Regions from separate parts of the Homo sapiens genome. Here region 1 is linked to region 2. Evidence: read pairs that join two places in POLR2A ChIA-PET (ENCODE). Cell type or tissue: HepG2. All regions are shown on one strand.

What was found. Peaks named below come from ENCODE experiments on the same cell type or tissue, not always from the same donor. Only the 100,000 strongest peaks of a DNase experiment are listed, where the experiment ranks them.
Region 1: POLR2A ChIA-PET joins it to region 2 with 6 read pairs; 3 of 35 experiments call an interaction of 5 or more read pairs at or near these places.

Annotation. Positions count from the first base shown.
Region 1 is chr9:124,832,117-124,840,116 of GRCh38, reverse strand. No RefSeq gene overlaps it. Among named protein-coding and RNA genes, the nearest start is that of WDR38, 17 kb to the left of the region's middle. RefSeq lists enhancers at 1-365, 4,698-5,308, 5,309-5,920. In HepG2, a CTCF peak has its summit at 306 (motif pointing right); DNase peaks (open chromatin) are centred at 240 and 4,746; H3K4me3 peaks cover 610 bases; H3K27me3 peaks cover 1,163 bases.
Region 2 is chr9:124,676,975-124,684,974 of GRCh38, reverse strand. All of the region lies in intron 2 of NR6A1 (nuclear receptor subfamily 6 group A member 1), which reads left to right. The region is part of intron 1 of MIR181A2HG (MIR181A2 host gene); the gene reads right to left. Among named protein-coding and RNA genes, the nearest start is that of MIR181A2, 11 kb to the left of the region's middle. In HepG2, no CTCF peak of the experiment used is centred here; a DNase peak (open chromatin) is centred at 4,144.

The DNA.
Region 1 (8,000 bases), 160 kb before region 2:
CTTGTCTGGGCCTCAGCTTCCTCATCACAAAGTTGAAAGTGTTGGCAGCTGGGGTGCCGTGCAGTAGCCCGGCCCCTCCATTCAGAAGCTTGTCTCAGCAGCCCCACACCTCCCCCAGGCCCTGAAATGCTTCAATGGCCATTTTGTATCAGGCCAGGGAACTGATGTTTGCTCAGCTGCCCCCACCCCTGAGACTTCATGATAATGGACTCCTGCCAGCCCAGGGCCCCTGTGTCTGGGGGTAGGGGTGGGTAGGAAGCCCTCCTCGGCCTGTCTGGGGCATTGCCCTTCCCTTCCTGACCAGTAGGGGTAGGAGGAACATCGAGTCATTTCCTCTCCCATTTCTTTCCAGAAGTTCAGGCCTAAATCTCAGCCTTCCACTGCCCGCAGCTGTGCCGTTCTATGCAAGTCTCCATTGCGCACTCTGCGAGGGCTTAGCATCCATCCAGACCTGGGTTCAAATCCCCACTTGAGGCTGGGTGCAGTGGCTCATGCCCACAATCCGAGCACTCTAGGAGACCAAGGCAGGAGGACTGCTTAGAAGCCAGGAGTTCAAGACCAACCTGGGCAACATAGCAAGCACCCATCTCCACAAAAAATAAAAGATAAACATTTAGCAGGGGCCAGGCACGGTGGCTCATGCCTGTAATCCCAGTACTTTGGGAGGCCGAGACGGGCAGATCACTTGAGGTCAGGAGTTCAAGACCAGCCTGGCCAACATGGTGAAACCCTGTCTCTACTAAAAATACAAAAATTAGTTGGGCATGGTGGCAGGCACCTGCAATCCCAGCTACTCGGGAGGCTGAGGCAGGAGAATTGCTTGAACCCAGTGAGAGGTGACAGCGTGCTGGCAGTCCTCACAGCCCTCACTCGCTCTCGGTGCCTCCTCTGCCTGGGCTCCCACTTTGGCGGCACTTGAGGAGCCCTTTAGCCCACTGCTGCACTGTGGAAGCCCCTTTCTGGGCTGGCCAAGGCCAGAGCCGGCTCCCTCAGCTTGCAGGGAGGTGTGGAGGGAGAGGCGCGAGCGGGGAACCGGGGCTGCGCGCGGCGCTTGCGGGCCAGCTGGAGTTCCGGATGGGTGTGGGCTTGGCGGGCGGGCTTGGCGGATGCACTCGGAGCAGCCGGCCGGCCCCACCGGCCCCGGGCCAGCGGCTGCAGAGGGTGTACTGGGTCCCCCAGCAGTGCCAGCCCACCAGCGCTGCGCTCGATTTCTCACCGGGCCTTAGCTGCCTTCCCGCGGGGCAGGGCTCGGGACCTGCAGCCCGCCATGCCTGAGCCTCCCACCGCCTCCATGGGCTCCTGCGCCGCCCAAGCCTCCCCGATGAGCGCCGCCCCCTCGCTCCACGGCGCCCAGTCCCATCGACCACCGAAGGGCTGAGGAGTGCGGGCGCACCGCGCGGGACTGGCAGGCAGCTCCACCTGCAGCCCTGGTGCGGGATCCACTGGGTGAAGCCAGCTGGGCTCCCGAGTCTGGTGGAGACGTACAGAACCTTTATGTCTAGCTCAGGGATTGTAAATACACCAATCAGCACCCCGTGTCTAGCTCAGGGTCTGTGAATGCACCAATCGACACTGTATCTAGCTACTCTGGTGGGGCCTTGGAGAACCTTTATGTCTAGCTCAGGGATTGTAAATACACCAATGGGCACTCTGTATCTAGCTCAAGGTTTGTAAACACACCAATCAGCACCCTGTGTCTAGCTCAGGGTTTGTGAATGCACCAATCGACACTATGTATCTAGCTGCTCTGGTGGGGCCTTGGAGAACCTTTGTATCCATACTCTGTATCTAACTAATCTGATGGGGACGTGGAGAACCTTTATGTCTAGCTCAGGGATTGTAAACGCACCAATCAGCACCCTGTCAAAACAGACCACTGGGCTCTACCAATCAGCAGGACGTGGGTGGGGCCAGATAAGAGAATAAAAGCAGGCTGCCCGAACCAGCAGTAGCAACCCTTTGGGTCCCCTTCTGCACTGTGGAAGCTTTGTTCTTTTGCTCTTTACAATATATCTTGCTACTACTCAGTTTTTGGGTCCGCACTGCTTTTATAAGCTGTAACACTCACCGTGAAGACCTGCAGCTTTGCTCCTGAGCCCAGCGAGACCATGAGCCCACGGGGAGGAATGAACAACTCCAGACGTGCTGCCTTAAAAGTTGTAACATTCACCATGAAGGTCTGTAGCTTCACTCCCGAGCCAGCGAGACCACGAACCCACCAGAAGGAAGAAACTCCGAACACATTTGAACATCAGAAGGAACAAACTCCAGACGCGCTGCCTTAAGAGCTGTAACACTCACTGCGAGGGTGCGCAGCTTCATTCTTGAAGTCAGTGAGACCAAGAACCCACCAATTCCGGACACACCAGGAGGTGGAGGTTAAACTGAGCTGAGATTGTGCCATTGCACTCCAGCCTGGATAACAAGAGTGAAACTCTTAAAATAATACATATATGTATATGTATACGTATATATGTATGTATATGCACAAATTAAACTTGTCATTATAAAATGTTTCTTGTTGTTGTTCTCATGCTATATCTTTTCCCATCCTTTTCTTGGACACCTCTAATAACATACCCTTTTATGTTGACCTTTCTGTATCATTTTGTTTCAATGTGTCTCAATTGAATGATTTATCTAGTTTGTTCACACTTACTGATTTACTTGGTTTTAAAAAATCTACCTTTTGTGCCTTTTTTCTTGCTTTTTATACATTTCCTTGTCTCTCGTTTCTTTAAATTTTGTTTACTTATTTGAGACAGGAGTCTTGCTCTGTCACCCAGGCTGGAGTGCAGTGGCACAATCTCACTGCAACCTCTGCCCCGGGGTTCAAGTGATTCTCCTGCCTCAACCTCCTGGGAAGCTGGGATTATAGGCATGCACCACCATGCACGCCTAATTTTTGTATTTTTAGTTGGGGGCGGGAGGGAGTCTGACCACGTCAGCCAGGCTGGTCTCAAACTCCTGACCTCAGGTGATCTGCCCGCCTCAGCCTCCCAAGGTGCTGGGGTTACAGGTGTGAGCCATCGCACCCAGCTGGAAGTCCTTTTTTTCCCAAAGTGAAAAATCATTTAATTTTGTGATCATAAGTTACACGTGAAATTTTAAATACTAGACAGTAAGAGGTATTTAAAAGTTACCTCAAATCCTCCCTAAAGATGCTAGCGTTCTGCGGTATATATTTAGACATATCTACAGACAAGGATATAACTTTCCCAGTTCTATTTGTGGGACCTGGGCGGTCCACCTCTCTGAAACTGTTTCCCTAGCTAAGAAGTAGGGGTGCGATCAACATGGGTAGGCTATAGTACCCAGTTACTTTGTCAAACACTAATCTAGGTGTTCCCATAAGGTATTTTGTACATGGGTTGAGTCAACATCTACAGCTGACTTCAAGTAAAGATTACCCTTGGCTGGGCTTGGTGGCTCACACCTGTAATTCCAACACTTTGGGAGCCCGAGGTGGGTGGATCACTTGAGGTCAGGAGTTCGAGAACAGCCTGGCCAACATGGTGAAACATCTGTCTCTGCTAAAAATACAAAAAAATTAGCCAGATGTGGCAGTGCACGCCTGTAGTCCCAGCTACTTAGGAGGCTGAGGCACGAGAATCGCTTGAACCTGGGAGACGGAGGTTGCAGTAAACCGAGATCATACCATTTCACTCCAGCCTGGGCAATAGAGTGAAACTCCGTCTTGAAAAAAAAAAGGGGGGGGGCCAGGCCTGGTGGCTCACTCCTGTAATTCTAGCCCTTTGAGAGGCCAAGATGAGCGGATCACCTGAGTTCAGGAGTTTGAGACCAGTCTGGGCAACACAGTGAAACCCTGTCTTTATTAAAAATACAAAAAATTAGCTGGGCATGGTAGTGCATGCCTGTAATCCTAGCTACTCAGGAGACAGGCACAAGAATCACTTGAACCCAGGAGGCGGAGGTTGTTGTAAGCCAAGATCACACCACTTCACTCCAGTCTGGGTGACAGAGTGAGACTCTGTCTCAAAAAAAAAAATTACCCTTGATGTGTGGGTGGTGGGCCTCATCCAATCAGTTGAAGGCTTTAAGAGCAAAAACGCATTTGCCAGAGAAGACATTCTGCCTCAAAACTGCAACATCAAATCCTGCCTGAGTTTCCAACCTGCTGGCCCACCCTACACATTTTGGACCTGCCAGCGCCCATAATCACATGAGCCATATCCTTAAAATAAGGTATAGGCCACACATAAACACACACTCTCTCTCTTTCCCTCTCTCTCTCTATATGTGTGTGTGTGTGTGTATATATATGTGCGTGTATATATATATGTGTGTGTATATATACACACACGTATATATAGATACACACACACACATATATATATATGTTGTATTCCCTATCTAAGACCCAGGGGAGGCAGAGCAGCATTCATCTCCACTGTCGGAAGGTAGTCCAAGGTCACCCCAAGGAGGCAGAACCCAGGGCTACAGACTCTCAAACCAGTGTTCTTCCCACAAAATCAAAGGCAGTGCAGTCCCTGAGAAAGGGTCATCTGGTGCCAGGCTGCCCAAGCGGGATCCCCACTGTGTGAGGCTGGGTGGGGAACTTGACATCTGCTCTCCTAGGAGTGGGATCATGGACCCCAGCTCACAGGGTCCTTGTGCATTTTCTATGCAAGTAGAGTGTAGTTCAGCCCGGCACACAGTAAATGCAAGATATTGTTGCTATTAATAAAACTCTAGAACAAATTCCCCAGAGGTCAAAGTCTGGCTGTGTGCCAGCCTCCAACAGGCTTCTGTGGCTGGCGGGGAGCCAGGCTACAGGGAAAACTCCCCGTACACCCAGACCTGGAGCCTGGGGCCTGGTGAGGAACGTGGGATGATTCTGAAACCAGTTGGCGGAGGAAGGGTTTATGGTGTGTCTCAGCGAGTGGTCAGCACGGCACCAGGGTGGCGTACAGAAGGGGCCTGGGAGGGCAGCCTCACCTACAGGGGCCCCTCTACAGTGCCACTGGCACCAGGGCCGTGTCCATCCCTAGGCTGGAAAACGTGCTTCCCACTTAGGGCCCCGGGGAAGCTGCTTGGGTCTGCTCTGCGTCGGAGGGAGCTCAGGAGGGAAGGCCAAGATGCCAGGCTCAGGAGGTCCCCTGCCCTCTGGCACTGCCTGGGACTCTGTCTCAGGTGCAGTCAGGTGGCTCCGTAAGTAGCTTCTCCCCTACACCTGGCCGGGCCTCCAGATTCTCTTAACAGCCTTATTAGTGCAAGTGTTCTTTGAGTCATCGGATGTGTCATTGGCCCCATTTGACAGATGAAAGTGTGGCTCAGAGGGGCAGGGACTCGCCTGAGCTCATGGCTGGATTGGAACCCTGCCCCCATCCCACCCAGCTCAGATTCCAGGCTCTCACACCCTGCCCCACCCTCAGCCTCGGCAGTCTGCCCCTTCCCAGCCCAGTGCCCCAGCCCCACAAGTAACACGCTCCCAGCCTGGTCCTCTCCTGTGGCTCCCTGCTGCCCGGTTCCAGCCTCTGCAGCAGAACAAGCTGCTGTCTAGTCCCTGCCTGGTTCCCTGTCGCTGTGCCCATCAAATGCCACTTACAAAGGCTCTCACAGCTCCTCAAAGCTACTGCTCCCCCTCCATCTGGAAATTGAGTTTAGTTTGTTTGTTTTGTTTTTGAGACAGAGTCTCACTCTGGTGCCCAGGCTGCAGTGCCTGGCGCAATCATGGCTCACTGCGGCCTCGACCTCCTGGCTCGGGTGATTCTCTCGCCTCAGCCTCCTGAGTAGCTGGGACCACAAATGCACATCACCATGCCTGGCTACTTTTTAAATTTTTTTTGTAGAGATGGGGTCTCACCACATTGCCCAGGCTGGTCTTGAACTTTGGAACTCAAGCCAGCCTTCCACCTTGGCCTCCCAAAATGCTGGGATTACAGGCGTGAGCCACTGTGCCTGGCCAATTTAATATTTTAACCTTCTCAAGCCGTTTTTTTTTTCAGAGTGCGATCCTCTCAGAAAGGCTTTGGGATATACAAATAATTGTTAGTAATTTGTTAACCATTCACTAACTGCTAGGTGCCGTGCAAAGTGCCTTCCGTGCACCGTCTCACCTCCTCAGCACTCTGAGGTAGGGTTCTGTGTCATTCCCATTCTACAGATGGAGAAACTGAGGCTCAAGGGGGCGATGGGGACTTGCTCAAAGACATATAGCAGTAACATCCCACACTCACTGGGCACTTAGTCTATGTCAGACACTGCTGTAAGCACTTTATTTATTTATTTTTATTTTGAGACGGAGTCTTGCTCTGTCGCCCAGGCTGGAGTGCAGTGGCGGGATCTCAGCTCACTGCAACCTCTGCCTCCCGGGTTCAAGCAATTTTCCTGCCTGAGCCTCCTGGGTAGCTGGGGTTACAGGTGCCCGCCATCATGCCTGGCTAATTTTGTATTTTAGTAGAGATAGGGTTTCACCATGTTGGCCAGGCTGGTCTCGAACTCCTGATCTCAAGTGATCTGCCTGCCTCAGCTTCCCAGTGGGTTGGGATTACAGGCGTAAGCCACTGCACCCGGCCTATTTTTTATTTTTTTTGAGACAGAGCCTCGCTCTGCCGCCCAGGCTGGAATGCAGCGGTGCAATCTTGGCTCACTGCAACCTCCTCCTCCTGGGTTCAAGCGATTCTCCTATCTCAGCCTCCTGAGTAGCTGGGATTACAGGTGTGCACCACTATGCCTGGCTAATTTTTGTATTTTTAGTAGAGATGGGGTTTCACCATGTTGGCCAGGCTGGTCTCGAACTCCTGACCTCAAGTGATCTGCCCGCCTTGGCCTCCCAAAGTGCTGGGATTACAGGCATGAGCCACCACACCCGGCCTATAAGCACTTTATATAAAGTGGGTCATTTAATGCTCACTGCATGCCTGTGAGGGCAAGACCATTCTAATCCTTACCTGAGAGGTAAGGAAACTAAAGCTCACAGGGCAGTGAGTTGGCCAAGGCCACAGAGCTGGAAAGTGGTTGAGTCTGGGTTCTAACCCAGGGCCTGGCTCCACAGCCTACACTCAAGTCTGGTGGCTCTCTAGGAGATAGAGATGGGATTCGAACCTGGAACCTGATGTATCCAGGACCCAGTTTCTTTCCCAGCCTCCCCCAGGAGGCAAGGAGCCAGCCAAGGCTAGGCCTCAGCCCGTGGGATGACTCCCAGCACATTAGGGCAAAAACCGCAACTGGGAAGCCAGCCAGCTTCCAGGCGGGCTCGGAGCTCGGGCTGAGTCCGAGGAAGTGGCTTTGGCCAGGACCCCTGAGGAGGTGGGGGGCTCCCCAAGGGCCACAATGGGGCAGGGCCTGGGCTCCCCACATGGCCTGGGGATTGGCTGGCATTTGTGCAACCAAGTGCTTTGTGGTAATTACCGTTTCCTGCCTCCACGAGCTTCCAAGTTTTTACATAAATATTTTTAGCAGATGAGGCCTACAACCTCCTTAAAAAAATTATCTACCATAAAACTCAGCAGCACATGTTCAGAGATTACCTCTCTTTATGTAATCTCCATGCTTTCCAAAAGTTACTTTTTTTTTTTTTTTCTGAGACGGAGTTTCACTCTTGTTGCACAGGCTGGAGTGCAATGGCACGATCTCGGCTCACTGCAACCTCCGCCTCCAGGGTTTAAGTGATTCTCCTGCCTCAGCCTCCTGAAAAGCTGGGATTACAGGCACGTGCCATCAGGCCCAGCTAATTTTTGTATTTTTAGTACGGACAGGGTTTTGCCATGTTGGCCAGGCTGGCCTTAAGCTCCTGAACTCAGGTGATCCACCTGCCTTAGCCTCCCAAAGTGCTTGGATTACAGGCGTGAGCCACCACCCCCAGACAAAAGTTACTGTTAAAGTTAAATGTGGGTCACCCACGTCTGCTTTGAAAGAACACTGGGATGAAGACTGCATCAGAGCGGTTAGGAGCTCAGGCCCCAGGGGCAGGCAGGCCTGTCTGACGAGCTGTGTGTCCTCAGACAAGTCACTTCACCTCTCTGAGCCTCAGTGTC
Region 2 (8,000 bases):
GGCCATCTGCAAGATAGATGATATAGCCTTCAAGTCAAAATCTGCCTGATGAGTCAAACATCTTAGCCTCAGGGATGCACCCAAAACTATTGTAAATGGACCATTGACTTGGATTTGGGAGGCTTTCCTGAAGCATTTAACTAAGTAAGCAGTACTGAGTGGTGTTGGGTTAAAATCCGTCCATGGTATGAAATGAGAAATAGCTGTAAAGTGATCTAAACTCTGTGATGGTCCTCCAGGGTCTGACATTTATCAGCTGCTGCTACACTTTACCGCTTTTCTTTAATCAAAGATGACTACCACTGGATGGAAGAGGCTCGAGGAACCCCTGGCTGCTCTCTGGGGAGGAATTTATTTTAATTGCCAGTAAGAAGGTAGGAATGATTTTAATAAAGATCAAGAACCTCCTAATCCACTTCAGCTTGGGCTCCTGGCCAAGTGTCCATCCTCAGGAGAGAGTTGGTGTCAGCTGCTGCCTTGTGTCTTGAAGGTATTTCAGAAAAGCCAAAGGCATTACAGAAGCCTTTCCTGAGTTGACAGGCAAGAGTGGCACCAGGAATCAAGGGCTGACACATGTCATCAGCCTGGAAAAAGTGGAGCTTGGACATTAATGATGGCTCTTGTGAACACTCAGTGTGATAAAGCCAAGAGGACTTGGCTTGGGGTTTAGTTTGCATAGGCAGGGAGTTAGAGCTTAGAGAACACCTGCCAAGAGTTTTCACTGTCCCGGCTGTTGGTGATGCATCCTTCATCCTTGACTTCTGTCACTCCTTTTTAGTGGGTGATGGTAGAAATGCTGGATGGGTAAGGAAGAGAGGCAGCTTGGTCATACCTAGCACATCTCCCTATTTGCTTGTTTTCTTGCTGTTGTCTGTGTAGAACTAAATTTGTATGGCGATACTCGAGGCTAGTGTTTTGTTCTGTCTATATTTGAAGGCACACTGGGCAAGAGTCATAGGTGCTCTGTTTCCAAAAATGCCACTTTGCTAGTATCCACACAAATGTTTTGATTGGCAGTTGTGAGACTTTTTTGCTAATACATCTATTAGAAGTATTGTTTTCAAATCCTGGTTCTGCCATTTAGTAGCCGTGTGACTTTTGGCAAGTGGTTTAACCTCAGGTTTTCATCTGTAAAATGAAGGTTAGTGAGTAATTGTATTTATTTATATTTTTTTATTTTTGAGATGGAGTTTCACTCTTGTTGCCCAAGCTGGAGTGCAATGGTGCGATCTTGGCTCACTGCAACCTCCACCTCCTGGGTTCAAGTGATTCTCCTGCCTCAGCCTCCTGAGTAGTTGGGATTACAGGTGGTGCCACCATGCCCAGATAATTTTTGTATCTTTAGTAGAGATGGGATTTCACCATGTTGACCAGGCTGGTCTTGAACTCCTGACCTCAGGTGATCCACCTGCCTTGGCCTCCCAAAGTGCTGGGATTACAGGCATGAGCCACCACACCCGGCAGCAATTGTATTTATATCAGAGTGGTGAGAATTAAGTGAGAGCAGGAATGAAAAACACCTGGCATATAATATTCAAATTTGTTACTATTATTGTAATTACTTGACCAAACTTCCAGCTTGCTGTAAAGAATGGAACGAGGGGTTTCTAAATTATCATCTTAGTAAGCAGAGGAATTGTGGTGTAGAAAGAACATAAAATTGAAGTCAGGAGATCCAAATTCAAGTCTTGTTTTGTCTTGTCTTTTCCTTTTCCTTTTCCTTTTCCTTTTCCTTTTCCCTTTCCCTTTCCCTTCCTTTCTTTTCTTTTCTGTCTTGGAGGGTCTCACTCTATGCCCCAGGCTGGAGTGTAGTGGCGTGATCCCAGCTCACTGCAGCCTCAACCTCCTGAGCTCAAGTGATCCTCCCACCTCAGCTTCCCAAGTTACTGGGATCGCAAGTATGCACCACCATGTCTAATTTTTAAATTTTTTGCAGAGATAGGGTCTCATTGTGTTGCCTAGGCTGGTCTTGAGCTCCTGGACTCAAGCGATCCTCCCACCTTAGCTTCCCAGAATGCTGGGATTACAGGCATGAGCCACTGTGCCAGTCCTTGGATTCAAGTCTTGACTGTGCTATATGTTACTTCAATTTCCATACTTTTTCATAAAAAATTATACCAGCCCAAACCAAACAGAATCAGGACCCCTAAGATCTCTTGCCAAACAAAGAAAGAATTATTGTCCATAGAGCAATGTTTTTCAAACTTTCTGGTCCCAGTGACCCCCTTACATTCATAAAAATCATTGAGATTCCCAAGAGCTTTTATTTATATGGGCTATAGCTACTTTCTAGAAATTAAACAGAGAAACTTAAAAGTATTTTAATTCATTTAAAGATTAAATAAAAATGATAAACCATTATATATTAACATAAGTAACATTTTAAAATAAAGCTGTAAAAATAGCTATTTTTTTAAAAATTGGTGAGAAGAATGACATTGTTTTACATTTTTGCAGATCTCTTTAATGTCTGACTTCATAAAGGATAGCTGAATTCTCATATCTGCATATGTCTGTTACAATATACTGTTTGGGTTAAAGTATATGAAGAAAATCTGGTTTTACGTAGATATATAAAAAAAGATTTTTTAATAGTCAGTTCAGACAATTTTGCATATTCTTCTTTTGATACCGTACTAGATCTTAATACTTGGTAGTTTTAAGGTTAGTTGCGGCCAGGCGCGATGGCTGATGCCTGTATTCCCAGCACTCTGGGAGGCCGAGGTGGGTGGATCATCTGAGGTCAGGAGTTCGAGACCAGCCTGGCCGACATGGTGAAACCCTGTCTCTACTAAAAATACAAAAAGAAAAAATTAGCTGGGCATGGTGGTGGGCGCCTGTAGTCCCAGCTACTCGGGAGGCTGAGGCAGGAGAATCGCTTGAACCAAGGAGGTGGAGGTTGCAGTGAGCCAAGATCATGTCATTGCACTCCAGCCTGGGCAACAAGAGCAAAACTCCCTCTCAAAACAAAACAAAAAACAAAACAAAACAAAACAAAAAAACAAAGGTTAGTTGCGGTATGGAATCAGAAACTGTATCAATGAACTTTTCATACTCGATTTTATTAAAATTCATTTGTCTATCTTGCATTTTTCATGGATCTTTTACCCAAGCATGATTTTGTGACATCATACATTGGTCATTTGGAAAATACTTGTTCACTGAGTTATGCGGATTTTCTAAATATTGACACATTTCATAATATCAAAAAATTAAGTTTGTAAATATCATTGAACTCATCAGATACATCTTTAAATATTTGGAACCTGTGAAGCTCACAGTGACAGATAAAAATATCCCAAAATTCTAATTTTGGCTTAAAAGCTCAAATGTTGGGCTGAGTGTGGTGGCTCACGCCTGTAATCCCAGCACTTTGGGAGACCGAGGTGGGCAGATCACGAGGTCAGTAGTTCAAGACCAGCCTGACCAACATAACGAAAACCTATCTCTACTAAAAATACAAAAATTAGCTAGGTGTGGTGGCATGCACCTGTAGTCCCAGCTACTCAGGAGGCTGAAGCAGGAGAATCGCCTGAACCCGGAAGGTGGAGGTTGCAGTGAGCCGAGACCATACCATTGCACTCCAGCCTGGGTGACAGAGTGAGACTCCATCTCAAAAAAAAAAAAAAAAAAAAAGCTCAAATGTTATCATTGGCAACAAATACTGTCACTTGTTTTCCTTGAAGTGACATACTCACTTTGTTCATTTTCAAGAAAATATCCATCAGATACCCAAGTGTGAATAACCACAATTTGTTTAGTAAGTAAAATGATAGTCAATGAAAAAAATGGGCTAGTTCAGCTTACAACGTAACAATAACTCCAGTGCTGCTTCTTGAAGCAGCCACTGTGCAGAAGTGCTTTATGTGTACCTACTGTTTTGTCACACAGAATATTTTAAAAGATGTTTGCTCAGGGTCAAGATTGAATAAAATCACTAAATCTTACTGCTTCATCAAGGACATTATTAAGTTAAAATGGCTTTCCCTCCTTTTTTCTGTAGTGTGTGACAGTGACAAATACAGTGACTACTGGTACATTTTGGTGACACTACTAAATTACTGCCAAGGGCAGCAGTTTAACCCAGCATTGACTTTGTACCATCATTACAAATGTCAACATAGTGAAAAAGGCAAATAATGTCTTAGAGTTAGTATAGAAATAGTTTTGACTTTTCAGACTCCCAGGAAGAGTCTGGGAAACATATGTGGGCCATACTTTGAGAACCACTGCTTTGGAGTTCATATGTTAGGAAACTCTAGGCAAATGGTGGGAAACTCTCGTAGTCCCTTCAGAGCTAACATTTATGGCTGCAGTGGGCTATAGCAGAGGAGACAAACCGTGTATTATTTTGGCATCCCCCTGGAGCTTTACCATAGTATTTAAGGGCTCGTTTGTACAGTGGAGCTCAATAAAGGTTGATCTATCAATGCTTATTGCCTAAATATTTAGCGACTTCATTTTTCCTCTGTACTTTGTACACTCCGTTTTTTTTGTGTGTGTTCATACTGTAAACACTATGTATTTTCTGAGTCTCACTGATCCCTCTGCTCAAGGTTATCTTTTTATAATTAAGTCAGTTCAGTTTATTTAATAGATATTGATTGGACAATATTGTTACTATGTGGGTTTTATTCTGGTTGTGGGGGAATAAGAAGTAAATCACATGGCATTTGCTTTTTTATGGTTTTGGGAAAATGAGCAGTTATACAGCATGCCAAACAGTGTCCAGATGCAGAGGTTAATAGTGCCTGGTGCAGGGTTCAGCATTTAGTAGCTATTTGTAAGAAATAGCTCCTTTTTTGGAACATTCTTTCAATGTCACACATCACGATTTACATATACATACATAAACACACACACACACACACACACACACACACATACATACACACAGACACATAAACACATTTGACTGTATGTATAATTACATATAATGTATAACTCATAATTTCCTTTTGAGATATAAATAATCACCCTATAATCTTGTCTGTTTTGGAAGTTGCAATAGGCATCCATAATTTTGGTGGGTGTTAGGTCTTTTTTTAAACTCTTACTTTTTTTTTTTTTTTCTCTTTGAGATGGAACCTCTCTCCGTTGTCCAGGCTGGAGTGCAGTGGTATGAGCTTGGTTCACTGCAACCACCACCTCCCTGGTTCAAGCTATCCTCCTACCTTAGCCACCCATGAAGCTGAGATTAAAGGCATTCGCCACCATGACCGGCTAATTTTTTTTTTTTGTATTTTTAGTAGAGATGGGGTTTTACCATGTTGGCCAGGCTGGTCTCGAACTCCTGACCTCAAGTGATCCACTGCCTTGGCCTCTCAAAGTGCTGGAATTACAGGCATCAGCCACTGTGCCCAGCCTTTTTTCAAACTCTTAAGATTTGAAAAGCAATGAAAAATGCTTTTGTTTATACTGCTAATGTTATACTGCAAGCAATTGTGTCATTGTTAAATAGTACCCTCTTTGGCTCCCTACGGATGGTTTTATGACAAGATAATCAGGGGGCAGGTGCGGATCTGCTGAGTTGAGTTGATACTACATTTAGTTTTTAGATTAAGGCAGATAGAAAAAGTTGTACAGGTCTAGCTTGCTAGTCGTTTTAACATAGGAAGTAGTCAGTTTACAGCTTAACAAATCAGTTTGGAGAACAAAGCATCCATAAGATGTCAGTCACAATATAGCCAGTAATTGGCAGGTGATTATCGATGTCTCCAAAATGAACACTGATCAGAAGCAACCAGTTATGGAAATTGCTCTATTTTTGTACAGTCTCTGTGAGATTAACTTCAAGAGTAACATGTATATATAAGGAACTAACTATAAATACCTAGCTAGTATCTTGAATGGGAACTTGAGGTGAGGATAGAGGACAGAGAATTGTAAGTTCTTTATAAGCCACATGCAAAATGGGGGCCTTTTCTTTTATTTTTAGAGACAGGGGTCTTGCTGTGTTGCTTAGGCTAGTTTCCAAGCAAACCTCCTACCTCAGCCTCCTGAGTAGCTGGGATTATAGGCACGAACCACCGGGGCCAGCTGCTTTTCTTCCTAGAATGCCCTCAGCATAACTTTTTTGCTTCTAGAAAGTTATTAGGACTGGGTCGCTCCCTTTTGGGGCTTTCTTACTACTTTCTTAAAATTTTATTTCCTGAGTGAGGTCTTAACTAGGCTATATGAAAGCAAACTGATTAAAAGAATTTATCCAAATATCCCCTTTGTAACTCGTCCAGGGATATTCAGTTATATAAATGAACTAGAGAGAGTTTGACTGTTAGAAGCAGATCCTTATTTGTGCTGCTCCAGGATTTGGAAGTGAGGGGAGGGGGAGCATTTCTCTCAAGTCATAACTTAGTCCAGGTAAGTCTGAGGAGGTGAGGTAAGAACAGTAACAGCCTTTCTTTGTATTATCTTAGTAAATGCTTCCAACAACCTTTCTGATAAGGTGGTGGTTGTTGCATTTGTTATTACACTTACATCTTCTGTCTCACTCCATTGTTCTCCAGTTGTCCCCAGAAGTGCTTGGTTTGCATGAGCATATCAACAGTGGTGCACATTGCTAAATATGTCACATCAGCTAGGTTGTGTCATTTGATTGAAATACTAAGTTCTACAGTTAACGAAGGGTGATGATATGTACATTATTCAGACTTAGGACGTTACTCCAAGAGAAAGTGGTGATTAGGGTTCTCTTTTAATTTGTATGTATATACTGGGGCTAAGACCGTGTAGGAATCTAGCTCTTTTAGGAAGGTTGTCAGCCTCTAGGCATGGGAGCATGGCCTTAAGATGGTTGTGAACTTTAAGGAAAATGCAATTGGAATGGGATTTACTCAGATACCTACTGACAGCCAATAAAAACATTTAGGTTTAAATATTCAGCCAAATATTCTCTCAAAACTGATTTAGAAATCTATACTCATTACAGGCTTTTTTCAAGAAACAGTCTAGTGTATTTTCTTTAGGATTTAAGTCAAAATGAATTCCATGTTTCCCTTTGTTCTCTTTTACGGTAGCATTCTGAGTCTTCTGTCCCTTTAAAAATGTTGGGAAGCTTGTATGCATTCTAAATTGTAAGGTCTTTTGCATGTTACATAGACTTTCTCTGTTTCATGGGGTCACTGTAGCCAAAATACTTATGATTGAAATAGACATTGGCAAACTATAAAGAAAACAGGAAAGTAAAGGCTGGATTTGATTATTAGTGGTGAAAGGAATACTATCTGAGATTAGAATGATAAGTATGTTTTGGAGAGAAAGGTCACGAGGGAATCCTGTGGGCTGCAATAAATGTGTGCTCATATTTTGATCTGGATAGTAGTTAACATATATAATACATATGAGAAAACTTTATCAGACTTAAGATTTGTTTACCTTACCATATGTAAATTATATCTCAAAAGGTAAAATAAGGCTGGGCATAGTGGCTCATGCTTGTAATCCTAGCACTTTGGGAGGCTGAAGCAAGCAGATAGATGGCTTGAGCTCAGGAGTTTGAGACTAGCCTGGGCAACATGATGAAACCCCGTCTCTACAAAAAAATACAAAAATTAGCTAGTATGGTGGTGCCCACCTGTAGTCCCAGCTACTTGTGGGGCTGAGGCAGGAGGATCACTTGAACATGAGAGGTTGAGGCTGCAGTGAGCTGAGATCAAGCCACTACACTCCAACCTGCGTGACAAAGTGAGACTCTGTCTCCAGAAGAAAGGAAATAGTAATAATAATTTGGAAGTAAAGCTTGGTAGTTACTATACTATTTTGACCATATATGAAAATTTGAAATATTTCATGATAGGAAACATAATCCTATCACTCTAAACATGTCAAATTATATATCTAGTTTATGAGCACTAAGGCCTTTTTTTTTCTTCTTTAACCTGTTATTTTTGAGATTTGGAATTTTTATGTTTTTCTTGGATGCCACTGGAGGGAAATAGAGAATGAAGTCTTGTTTGTGTGGTATCAGTTGTTGAAAGGGACAAACGCAGTTTTGATCTTGA